Linked DNA regions of Homo sapiens: regions 2 and 3 are each linked to region 1. A link is a contact called in ENCODE Hi-C or POLR2A ChIA-PET data. All regions are on one chromosome and are shown on one strand. Each heading gives the region's core, a stretch centred on a gene start or an enhancer-like site at or near the end of the contact. The rest is flanking DNA. Distances are from core to core; before and after follow the strand shown.

Region 1 (3,964 bases), core at 1,465-3,964:
AAGGAAATGATGAGCCGGGCACGGTAGCTCACGCCTGTAATCTTAGCAATTTGGGAGGCCAAGGTGGGTGGATCACTTGAGGTCAGGAGTTCGAGACCAGCCTGGCCAACATGGTGAAATCCGTCTCTACTAAAAATACAAAAATTAGTCAGGTGTAGTGACGCACATCTGTAATCCCAGCACTTTGGAAGGTTGAGGCTGGCGGATCACTTGAGGTCAGGAGTTTGGGACCAGCCTGGCCAACATGGTGAAACCCCATCTCTACTAAAAATACAAAAATTAGCCAGACATGGTGGCACACGCCTGTAATCCCAGCTACTTGGGAGCCTTAGGCAGGAGAATCATTTGAACTCGTGAGACAGAGGCTGCAGTGAGCCGAGATCATGCCACTGCACTCCAGCCTGGGTGACAGAGTGAGACTCCGTCCCCACTGCCAAAAAAAAAAAAAAGGAAGTGGTGTACTTTTCAGAAGAAGAGATTGACATTGGGCAGAGCCAGAAACAAGAAATGGCCAAGACACATGCTGACCAATGTACTTTTACACTGAGGGTTCCCAGCTTGTGGGCTAAGAATACCTTGGAGAGCTTTGGAGCTGTTGCAAGAGACCCTAAGTCTATCTATGCCACAACTATGGTCTGAGGCTTGGTAGATAACATAATTTATATCCCTATACTACCCTTCCCTGAAGATATATAGACGCTATTGGATGTTATTGGCTTAATTCAATGCAAATTCATTTTCAAGAGTTACTAGATTCATAGTAATAGTATCTTCTTAGGGTAGACTTTCCTAACCAAAAAATACTACAAACAAAATGACTGCCACACGGGAATCTGCAAAATAGAGATCACTATTTTGATCTCACTAAATTGTTCTAAGGTTCAAATGACTAAGTACTTGGAGTACTTAGTGCTTGGGACACAGTAAATATGCAGTAAATACCAACCACTAGCCTTCTGATGATGCCATTTTGTCCCATGAGGGCCTGCAGGAGAGAACTCTGCCAGCATGTGCACTGACCTGGTCACCTCAGTAGCTATATTTCTCACAGTGAACTCACGCTCGGTCTTGAGAGAAGGCCCTCCAACTCTGTGGCTCACCGGCACTGTCTTCCTGTGTCTGGGTAGGACCTAAACATGCACTCCTGGTGACTTAACTCAGGTGCTGCTTCCCAAGGAAGGTCACCTTAGCCACTAGGTGGCCTCCCTCCAAGTCTGTTTGTTGGTTAGGAAAATCTACACTAAGAAGAAACTATTGCTATGAGTCTAGTAACTCTTGAAAATGAATTTGCATTGAATTAAATCTAATAACAGCCAATAACATCTATATATATTCAGGGAAGGCTAGTATAGAGATATAAATTATGTTATCTACCAAGCCTCAGACCACGATTGTGGCATAGATAGACTTAGGGCCTCTTGCAACAGCTCCAAAGCTCTCCCTCCAAGTCTTCTCTAAGGCCAGCATTCTTCTTGTCCTATGGGCAACACATAGTCTAGACAGAGGGTAAGGGACATCAACAGAGTAACAACAAGCAGGTTGGTTGGTATTCGATTTTGCTTTGGAGACGAAGATGGCTTTACCTTACAATAAGCAGTCAGGTAGAGCTGGGGGTCATTTTGAGGGGGAAAATAACCCAAACAGAACTGTGTTTTAGGAGAATTAACCTTCCTAGGGTGTATAGGTTGAAGAATGAAAAGGAGATACTGCCCATGGTCTCTTTTTCTCTCTAGTGTAGCTTTTTCAAGCTAGAAGAATAACTATAACAACTTTCTGAAGTCAGTTTCCTCATCTGCAACTTCCCCCACAATCTCCCATCCAAGACCAAGGTAGCCTGATCCCACTAATCATCAGAGACCAGATGAAATCAGGTGTGTTCAGGATTGTACGGTGTGCCATCTATAAAGCACGTGGGGTGTGTTTCTACACTGGGGGTTCCCAGCCTGTGGGCTAAGAATACCGTGGAGAGCTTTGGAGCTGTTGCAAGAGGCCCTAAGTCTATCTATGCCACAACCGTGGTCTGAGGCTTGGTAGATAACATAATTTATATCTCTATACTACTCTTCCCTGAATATATATAGATGTTATTGGCTGTTATTGGATTTAATTCAATGCAAATTCATTTTCAAGAATTACTAGATTCATAGCAATAGTTTCTTCTTAGTGTAGATTTTCCTAACCAACAAATAGTACAAACAAAATGACTGCCACACAGGAGTCTGTAAAATAGAGATCACTATTTTGATCTCACTAAATTGTTCTAAGGTTCAAATGACTAAGTACATGGAGGTGCTTAGAACAGTGCTTGGGACACAGTAAATATGCAGCAAATGCCAACCATTATCATAAAGCAATTCTCATTCCTGAAAGGTGGGGCTCACTCATCTAGATGATCTCTAAAGCCATGCTTTGTGCCTCTGAGCTTTAATGGCTTTCTACATTTTATGAAAAATCTTGTGATGGGGGCAGACATTCTTTGAGATCTGTTGCTGTTGCTGACGCAGAAAGTGCCTTAGCCTATGAGCCATTCTTCTAAGCTTGGATAGAAGGCGTCCTTGGAAGAGGGCCCATATCTCTTCAATTGACAGTGTGGCCCAGAGAGGCCGCAGTCGGAGACCTCTGGGCACTAACACAAGGGCGGTCTGTTTCCTCCAGGGAGGAATGAACTGACTTCTGTTGTGTCCCACGCAGCTCGTCCACTGCAAAGCTCAGCGAAAAATACTAAAGTGACCTCAAGGTGGCACTGCAACCCAAAATTTCACACAAGGGCACACAACCTCAGTTCATTTTGGGGGGTTTTTGTGTTTTTTTGTTAATTTTTGTTTTTTGATCATATCAATTATTTTTATTATCTTTAGAAATAGAAACACAAAACTTAAGAATTTTGTAGAGAATTTGAGTGACTTTAAGAGTGTGTCCTCAGAGTCCAGTTTAAAAAAACAATTCTTCCGACTTTAAAGTCCTGGAGTTGCAGGAAGTATCCTGTCTTCAGGTGAGGGTCTCAGAGGTGATTTATTCCTGAAGTTGGGTATTTGCAAGCTTTTCAAAGCTTTCAGAGCTATCATCATCAGAGGGCCACAAGATGGAGAAGGCACTCCTTGAAATATCCTTTATTTTAGGAAAATAATTTTTCAAAAATTTCAATAGGTTTTGGTGGAACAGATTGTGTTTGGTTACACGCATAAGTTCTTTAGCGGTCGTTTCTGAAATTTTGGTGCCCTCATAACCCAACCAGTGTACGCTGTACCCAATTTGTAGTCTATTATCCCTCACCCCCCCGCTCCCACCCTTTCCCCCGAGGTCCCAAAGTCCATTGTATCATTCTTATGCCTTTGTGGCCTCATAGCTTAGCTCCCATTTATAAGTGAGAACATGCGATGTTTGATTGTCCATTCCTGAGTCACTTCACCTAGAATAATGGTCTCCAATTCCATTCAGGTTGCTGCAAATGCCATTATTTTATTCCTTTTTAAGGCCTTCAGTTTATTTTTTTTAATGATATATGATAGTTTACATATTTATGGAGTACATGTGCTATTTTGTTATATGCATCAAATGTGTAATGATCAAGTCAGGGTATTTGGAGTCTCCATTACCCTGAGTATCATTTCTACGTGCTGGGAACATTTCATGTTCTCTCTTCTAGCTACTTTGAAATATACAATACATTGTTGTTAACTAGAGTCACCCTACTCTGCTATTGAACACCTCCCCCCGTGCAAAAAAAAAAAAAGGATTGTATTGCTCAGTTCATTTTTAAAGCCTTCTTTCTCAAACTTTACTGTGCATAAAATCCAGCCAGGATCTTGCTAAAATGCAGCTTCTGAATCAGTAGGCCTGGGATGGAGCCTGAAATTCTGCATGTCTGACGTCTCTCAGGTGATGCGAACGCTGCAGCCTGGTTTTAGCTGGAATATAGCTTTCAGCAATTCTCTGCTGTTGTTTCTAATTAGGGACAGGAGTG
Region 2 (3,964 bases), core at 1,042-3,541, 770 kb before region 1:
CTTTCTTAGGTGAGAGACATAAAACATTCAACTAATCTGCTTTTAAAAATAGATATACCATATGGAAACTATATAAGAAGTGTAACATTTTTTTAAATCCCTGAATTTTGTGATGTTCTCAGTTAGGGAGAGAAGGAAACAGGAAATAAGAGAAAAATCACATAGAAGATTGAAGGTGAAGATTGGGAGGAGGTTAAGACAATTCAATGATAGACCGAAAGAGGTCAGTTTTGAGTGACCACATGAGATTGCATTTTCTCGTTGACTTGAGTTGTGGATTTTAGAGTGTTTTCACTTATTCTCTGATATTCTTTTCAAAGTACCACAGAACCATGTTTCATAGTTATTCAGCTTACCTGGAAAGTTCTCTTTAGGAGTCGATTCTGCATAGACTCTCCAGAGCATCATACTGTGGATGTTTTATCGGCCTATAGATAGCACACTAGGCAGGCAGTAGCAGGCGTGGGGTGCAGGTCCCAGTGTGCTCTGTGTTTGCTGTTTAGCCTTGGCTAGGCGACAGTGGGAAAGATGATCAATGCCAGGTGCCCATCAGGTAGCCTTGTTTGGCATCACGTGAGCTGATGTAAGTGCATGTAAACCGTCAAGCACTCTTTTGGATGAACTTGTCTAGGAACAGCAGGGTGTAGCACGTGTTTCCAATACATTTTTTGACCTAGGGCAAGTTACACTTGCCTGGGCCTCAGTCCTTGATCTATAAAATGAGAACATTGTGTTAAATGATTGCTACAGTTGTATTCAATTCAGAATCTGTGTCCCTGTGAGTGCAAGTCAAGCCAACTATCTTAGATTGTCTACCTTTGATAAGGAGGAAAGGGCCCCTGAAATCATTGGTCTAGGTCAGATCTCTCCACCAGTTACCAGTGGAGGGATGACCTTAAGTAAGTTATTTTTTTCTCTAGACATTAATGTGTTCATCCATTAAAGGGGGGATGATAAACAGCTATCCTCTAAGCGGTTGACGATTTATCCACATAACACACTTAGTACCTAGATTAAGCACTTAGTACTCGTGAACCATCATCATCATTGAATTTAGGGGTGGAGGAAGACTTTTGTAGTTGCTTAGCTGCATTCCCTCTTTTTAAGGATGAAGAAACATGAAGCCCACTATAGGTGAGATGTCTTTCCCAAAGCCACAGCTAAGATCCAAACAGAGCTCTTTGCATCACCTGGCACTCATTCAAATGGAAACCAAAAACAAAATTTGAAGCACCCCAACTGACCGATGGACCGCCCCCTCCTCAGTCAAGGGCATTCCAGAGAAACCTGAAAAACTCGTTCAGGTCGTGATGGGAAAGGGGACATGCTTCATTACACCTTCCTCTCTCTGGAATTCAGGCACAACTGACCAGCGTAAACATTAAAACAGAGATCTTAAGACTGCCAAAACAGATCTCAAATTCCAGCCTAACTGCAGTCTGACATCACTTGACATAGCAGGCCCTGAAAGAAATTGAAGTATTTTACCACAAAATATATTTCTTTGGCATATTTTGAAATGGCCCTGGAAAGCTGTCTCTTATGGGGAAAATCTACTTTCTCTAAAGAATCCTCTTCACTTTCCAGATCTTTTCCTTGAACCAGGAGAGAATTAACTAAGAGTCTGGCACATTTTTTGTTAGGTCTGATAAGATCTCTGAAGCCTGCTACCTGGAGGCCTCATCTGCATGATAAAAACCTTGGTCTTCACCCAGGTTATGACCTTGTCTTAACCTACACACTTATTTCTATTGATTCCAGATCTTTAGATAATAACGCTTTCAACTAATTGCCACTCAGAAAATATTTGAATCCACCTATGACTTGCAACCTCCCCTCCACCTTCAAGTTGTCCCACCTTTCCAGACCAAACCAATGTACACCTTACATATATTGATTGATGTCTTATGTCTCCCTAAAATGTATAAAGCAAGCTATAGCCCCGACCACCTTGAGCACGTGTTCTCAGGACCTCCTGGGGTTGTGTCATGGGTCGTGGTCCTCACATCTGGCTCAGAATAAATCTCTTTAAATGTTTTACGGAGATTGATTCTTTTTGCTGACACTAATATTTAGATTCTTTCTGTTGTTCTAGCACATTCTGCATGAATTAAACATAAACCCTGTTCCCTAGTACAGAACAAGAGCAAACTGCTTTCTTTAGGCCACAAGTAACTTAGATCAGTTAAGGGGAAAATGGGGGAGAGAGGAGGACATTGGCTTCTGCCACCAGCAGCCTGTGTGACCTTGCCCAAGGTCACAACTCTGTGGGGTTAGTTCCCCTTCCCTGAAATAGGTGTAGGGAGGGACTCCTTGACAGTTTCTGGTTTTTTTCGTCTCTCAGAGTGCAATGAAGAATTTCTTCATGGCTAAGGCTGTTAGACTCCAGAAAATAGTTTGCCAACCAAAGACACAGAGTTTCCAATTTTGGAATACTTTAAAAATAGGAAGGAAGTTTATTTGTTTAGCAGAATTTATAATTGTAGGACTGCCCAAGGCAGAGAATTAGCCAAGTGGTATTTTGCGGAAGTTCTTTTTAAAGGGTGGGCCCAAAGGAAACCAGTCATTAGGTGGAAATAAACTGTCAGATTTTTGAGACGTTATTTGCTTAGGGACATTTACACTGGTCTATTGTGACAGTCTCTATTGTGTTAGGCTTTTAAAAGAAATATGTAAGTTTCCAAGTTTAAAATGTTAGAGCAAGTGTCCAGTCCACGGCCTGTGGGCTACATACAGGCCAGGATGGTTTTGAATGTGGCCCAAAAAAGATTCATCAACTTTCTTAAAACATTGAGTTTTTTTTTTTTAAGCTAATCAACTATCATTAGTGTTAATGTATTTTATGTGTGGGCCAAGACAATTCTTCCAGTGTGGCCCAGGGAAGCCAAAAGATTGGATACCCCTGTATTAGAACTTGTAAAATTTGACTTCAGAAACACAACCAAAAGCCCGCTTATGAGTAAGGAGTTTGTGGCCCCTTGTGTACTGATTATTAATCAATTAATTGTATAATAAGCATGAAATATTGCTAGTACATCTAAGGCCAAAGCCTTCTTACGGTTCCAGAAAAAGCTGTATTCCTGAATTTCCAGGTGAAGGGAAGGGATTCTCCTTCCATTTCCAGAAATATGTGAATATAATACATAGGGATTTTTATCACACTAGTGTTTCAGTAAAAGCAGCCCTTCAAGTCTGTGCCATCCAGTTTTGGTGTAACTGAAAGAACATCGTACCAAAGTTTGATTTTTGTCAATTCTCTAGTGTGTTAATCAGCTGAGAATGTGGTCTCTGGATATTTTTCCCCAAGGAAAGAGCTGGATGTACTAGACCACCAGACCACACAACTCTGTATTTGTTTTGCAATAACTACACTATTTGGGGGAGTAGTGTGGTGTTTCCAGACGTTCTTGGTCAAGAAATCTGGCCGCTTCAAGCTCAGTGTTGATCACAATCTATTTCTTTTGCCTCTACTCTGTGGCAGGCACTTGAGACACAACTGCCAAGATGAGAGAGACCCAGCTGCTGACCTGGGGCGGGGGTGGGTGGGGGGAAGGTGGTGAAGGCAGTCACAGAGTCAGCCTGCCAGAAAGCAGGTGGGGAACTGTAAACCTCTGAGTAGCCCCTTGGTATACAGAGGTAATAATTTCCCAAATGTAGTAAATCCCACTTTACAACCTCACGGTTAATTTTGATCAGGGATAAGTAGAACTGACTATACACTGTTAACTTAGATATTGTCCTTCTCAAAAACATCATTTTTATTCTGGGTGCCAGAGATTTGGCTTGGGTGTGGGTGTTAAGAACAGTCCACAGTGTCCTGGAGTACCTCTCCGCTGATCTGGGGGCTCTTTAAACCTCTCTAACAAGTTTTTGTGCTAATCCTGACTGAGTAGATGGAGGCAGTGGAGCCCAGCTGGCCTGTCACTATGGGGCAGAGGGTGACTCTACCCTCAAGCCCTGCATG
Region 3 (3,964 bases), core at 1,072-3,571, 630 kb before region 1:
TTTTCATTCATTCTTTCTTTCATTCATTCTCTTCTTACAGCTTTTGTTGCATGTACTTACTTACATTTACAGCTTCTAGGGCAGACCCCCGAGAGCCTTGGTTACCTAGACTGAGGGCTATATCCACTACCTGACATGTCACCTTGCTCCTGTCCCTCAGGCCATCCCAGCTGACATTGTTTACCTCCTAAGTATTGAGCCTCAGAAAAAAATCCCATTGTCTCCTATTTTCTGTAAAAAACAAAAAATAAAACGTATTGAGAATACTTAGGATACATCAGGTGCTGTTTCAGTGCTGGAAGAGTGGAAATGGACACAGCATGGGAAGAAAATAGCTGTGCGTGTACCTGGTTTGTTTCAAGCCGCTATCTGGCTATTTGGAAGTTGCCATTCATTTTTCCACTGACTTTTTTTTTTTTTTTTTTTTTGAGACAGAGTCTTGCTCTGCTACCCAGGCTGGAATGCGGTGGTGTGATCTTGGCTCACTGCAACCTCCACCTTCTGGGCTCAAGCATTCTCGTGCCTCAGCTTCCTGAGTACCTGGGACTATAGGCATGTGCCACCACGCTCAGCTAATTTTTGTATTTTTAGTAGAGGTGGGGTTTCGCCATGTTGGCCAGGCTGGTCTTGAACTCCTGGCCTCAAGTGATCCACCTGCCTCATCCTCCCAAAGTGCTGGGATTACATGCATGAGCCACTGTGCCCGACCTCCACTGACTTAATAACTCTAGGACATAGGTATTATAATTCCTATTTTTATAGATGAAGCTGAGCAGAGAGTAACATGCCCGGCCCCTTGTAGAAAGGCAGGGTCTGTGGGAGCCAGGGCTGTGAGGTTGGAGCTGAGGTGTTTGAGTCCAGCTGGACTTAAAAGATGACCTAAGATCGGCTGGCAGACATTTTCCAAAGAAGGCCAGGCAGTATATATTTTAGGCTTCACGGGTCATAACGTCACAACTACTCACCTCTGCGACAGCTACTCACCTCGGCCTTTGCAGCACAAACAATCCATGACAGCATGTAAGGGGATGATGGGTCATGTTGCAAAAATCTTTATTTTAAAAACTGTGCAGCGTGATGGGCTTGGTCCACAGGTGGTGGTTTGCTGATCCCTGAACTAAAGGATCACAGCATGTGAGAAGGTACAGGAATGAGAGCAGAGAGCAATTCTCAGAACCTGAGGTGTTCAACATTTTGGGGGTATCGGGAGCACAAAAATTTGCATTTAGGGCCCGGGTTTTTATCAGTGGTCCTTATAGAAAGTAGATCTACCCGCATCTCTCCCCTCTTTCCCTCTGGTGTTTCTATCTGAACTTGACATCTGAGTGTTCTCTGTCAGGCTTTCTGCTTTCCTACTGCCCCCTCCCATCCAGAGGGTGCTGTAGTCTTAAGTTCTACACAGAAAGCAGACATGGGGTCCAGCATGATTCCTCTGCAGCCTTAGAGATCCCCCAGGCCCAAATCTTGGGGGTCTTCAGAGTAGATGTAATGGATGCTTCCATTGCAGATGGTGGAGCATACTGCCCTGTGTACAGATGGGGTGGGGCAGGAAGTGAGGGCATCTGGGTGGTCCTCTGTGATAGCTGTGGTTCCATTTCATTAAATGCCTTCCCTGTATAGATAGTCTCAGCCTGAGCAACTGGGACACAGCTGGATCCTGGGTGGAAGAGGTGGCCAAGGACAGGGCTCTGGAGCTCTGGCTCAATGTGGACAGGCTGAAAGCAGCCAGAGAGGGCAATTCCAAAGGTGACAGAGCCCAGGACAGAAGACCAAGGGTGTCTGAAGCCTTTGTGGCAGTGTACTTACCAAAGGACCTGTCCATTGAATAAACCATCTACATCTTCTGACCCAAGAAGAATGGAAACTTTGGGAATAATTAGTAACAAAGGAAAGGAGGTCAGTGTTGTATTCTTGTCACAGTGGGTGCTCTGTGGCTGTGAAGTCTCAGCTCAGTTTAAGGAAGAAAAAGAGGAAGGGTGGCTGTGGGAGGCAGGGCAAATAGCCTATTTTCAGCATCCTTTAGGCTCCACTCAGAGCATGGCCTCAGCCCAGCATTGTCATCATATCATGTCAGAGCTTGTTAGAAACTCAGCATCTGGGGCCACACCCGAGACCTGCTGAATCAGAATCTGCATTTCAGTGAGATCACCAGGGGATTCACATACACACAAACAGCTGAGAAACCCTGCTGTGGGCAACTCTGTTAGAAACACAATGAACAAAGGAGCCCCTGTTCCAGTTGAGCTTGTAGGTTAGAAACCAGGGTTCCTGTATTCAGAAGACACACCTCAAATCAGGGGCAAAGGTGCCTCTTCTGCCTGTGGGGGAGCCGTCACTTCTTGGGCAGTTTGCACCGTGGAAAAGGAGTAGTTTTGTACGAGGACAACTGGTGCCATACCAGGAGGGTGGGGCGTGGCGGGGAGAAGTGGTTTACCACTGGCGTTGTTGAAAATTGCTCACATGCAGTGGTAATAACAAGCAGAGGGACTTTTAGTGGGTTTGATGTTTTTTGTAATTCACTACAGATAGTGTGTGCCCCCTTGTTGCTGATACCAGGCCGACTGTTCCCACTCTCCAGCCCTTGGTATGACAATGGGACCAGCAGATTGGAGGGCAGGGGGTTAGGAAGGCGGAAGCTCTGTGGCGAGTTCTGCAAACCATCAGGGTTCATGACTTTATTAATCAGTGTCCATGGACTGTGAAGAGAAATGCTGAGTCTACAATAGCAAATGAGCCAAGAACATAAACAGACAATTCACCGAAGAGGAGATATCTAGTAAACAAATATCTGGGAAAGTATTTGGCTTCATGTGTAATTTAAACTTATGTAACATATAATGCTTTACTCTACTAGATAATAGAAAGACATTTCTTGATGCCAGTACCCAGCACCAAGGGTATACTGTATGCAGAACATTAGCATGTTGCTGATGGCAGTGCACATTGATTAGTGGCTGTTGGGAGACAATTTGGCGAAACATATCCCAAGCCAGTAAAATATTCATACCCTTTGACTCAGTCATCCCGTTTCTTGGAATGTATCCTCAGGAAATAATCCAAAATATGAGGGAAGCCATATGTATAAGGTTATTCTCCTAGACTTGTCACTTATAATAACAGAAACTTGGAACTAGATGTCTAACACTTGATGACTGGATTAATATGATGATGGTAGGTTGAGCTGGTAGAATATCATGAAGCCAGTTATATATAGCGACATGAAAAAGCTCTTATTTGATACAATGTTAAGTAAAGGAAAAGTGGGATAGGAAATTTTATGTTGGTTATGTTTAGAACTAGAAAAACATGCTTTTAGGAAATAGGAAATATAGCTAGATATAAAAGTTGTATTTGGTGATTTTTCTTTTATTTTTCAAGCTTCCAATAATGTAGCTCTATTGCTTCAGTAACTTAAAATAGTTTTATCTTTTCGGCAAAACATCGAAAGTATGGAAATAGTCATTCCTACTTTGGCAAACAGAAGAGAAATTTTCTTCAGTACCAAAATTCTGGAACTTGACTGAAAACTATGAAGAACCTAAGAGCCAGGATGACAGGAAGGCTCTAGATCCCCAGTAATTACAACTCTAGTGGAATTGCTCTGAGATGGGCCAGCAAGAAAGAAGATGAGAGCCAGTCCCCCTTGCAGAGGGGCCAGGTACCTTGCAGCTTTGTGTAGTGACCAGTGCTCAGGGAACGGCTTAGGCAAGACCCTGGGGGAGGTGGGCACTGCACTTGTCCAGCCTCAGGAGTGACTCAGACCAGAAATGAAAACACCTTAAAGTGTATATATCTTGTTTTCCTATCAACACCTAGTTTTTAATATTCGTCTGTTTTATTCATCTGAGACAACATACCAAAGGATTGGGTTTTTAATGTTAGGCCTTCCTGCTCTTTCTCTGGCTGAGAACTGCTCCTGGCAGTGGATCACTTGTGCTGTCTAAGTGTGCAAGGACAGGCGCCC

The links. A loop is a pair of places that touch in the nucleus more often than their neighbours do. ChIA-PET counts read pairs that join two places held with the same protein, here RNA polymerase II (POLR2A). Pooled maps may share reads with other maps.
Region 2: a map of OCI-LY7 shows a loop between it and region 1 (4-fold over the local background). The contact joins two enhancer-like sites. A Hi-C loop is called at or near these places in 1 of 168 maps with a recorded cell type or tissue (OCI-LY7) and 2 of 50 pooled maps. POLR2A ChIA-PET finds 5 or more read pairs at or near these places in 1 of 52 experiments (activated T-cell).
Region 3: a loop to region 1 is called in a map with no recorded cell type, with 16 times the contacts of the local background. The contact joins two enhancer-like sites. A Hi-C loop is called at or near these places in 10 of 37 single-sample maps with no recorded cell type and 5 of 50 pooled maps. POLR2A ChIA-PET finds 5 or more read pairs at or near these places in 3 of 52 experiments (GM10248, GM12878 and activated CD8-positive, alpha-beta memory T cell).

Annotation. Positions count from the first base shown.
Region 1 is chr4:38,757,002-38,760,965 of GRCh38, forward strand. It overlaps the pseudogene RNA5SP158. Among named protein-coding and RNA genes, the nearest start is that of TLR10, 24 kb to the right of the region's middle. RefSeq lists an enhancer at 347-476. Within about 2 kb of position 2,715, at least 9 of the 41 ENCODE cell types and tissues checked have a DNase peak (open chromatin) inside an H3K27ac peak, as active enhancers do; they include OCI-LY7, where a contact is called at or near this core.
Region 2 is chr4:37,987,525-37,991,488 of GRCh38, forward strand. The region is part of intron 2 of TBC1D1 (TBC1 domain family member 1); the gene reads left to right. Among named protein-coding and RNA genes, the nearest start is that of PTTG2, 29 kb to the left of the region's middle. Within about 2 kb of position 2,292, at least 5 of the 41 ENCODE cell types and tissues checked have a DNase peak (open chromatin) inside an H3K27ac peak, as active enhancers do; they include OCI-LY7, where a contact is called at or near this core.
Region 3 is chr4:38,126,975-38,130,938 of GRCh38, forward strand. The region is part of intron 20 of TBC1D1 (TBC1 domain family member 1); the gene reads left to right. Among named protein-coding and RNA genes, the nearest start is that of PTTG2, 170 kb to the left of the region's middle. RefSeq lists enhancers at 1,179-2,032, 1,753-1,912, 1,993-2,412, 2,033-2,885. Within about 2 kb of position 2,322, at least 13 of the 41 ENCODE cell types and tissues checked have a DNase peak (open chromatin) inside an H3K27ac peak, as active enhancers do.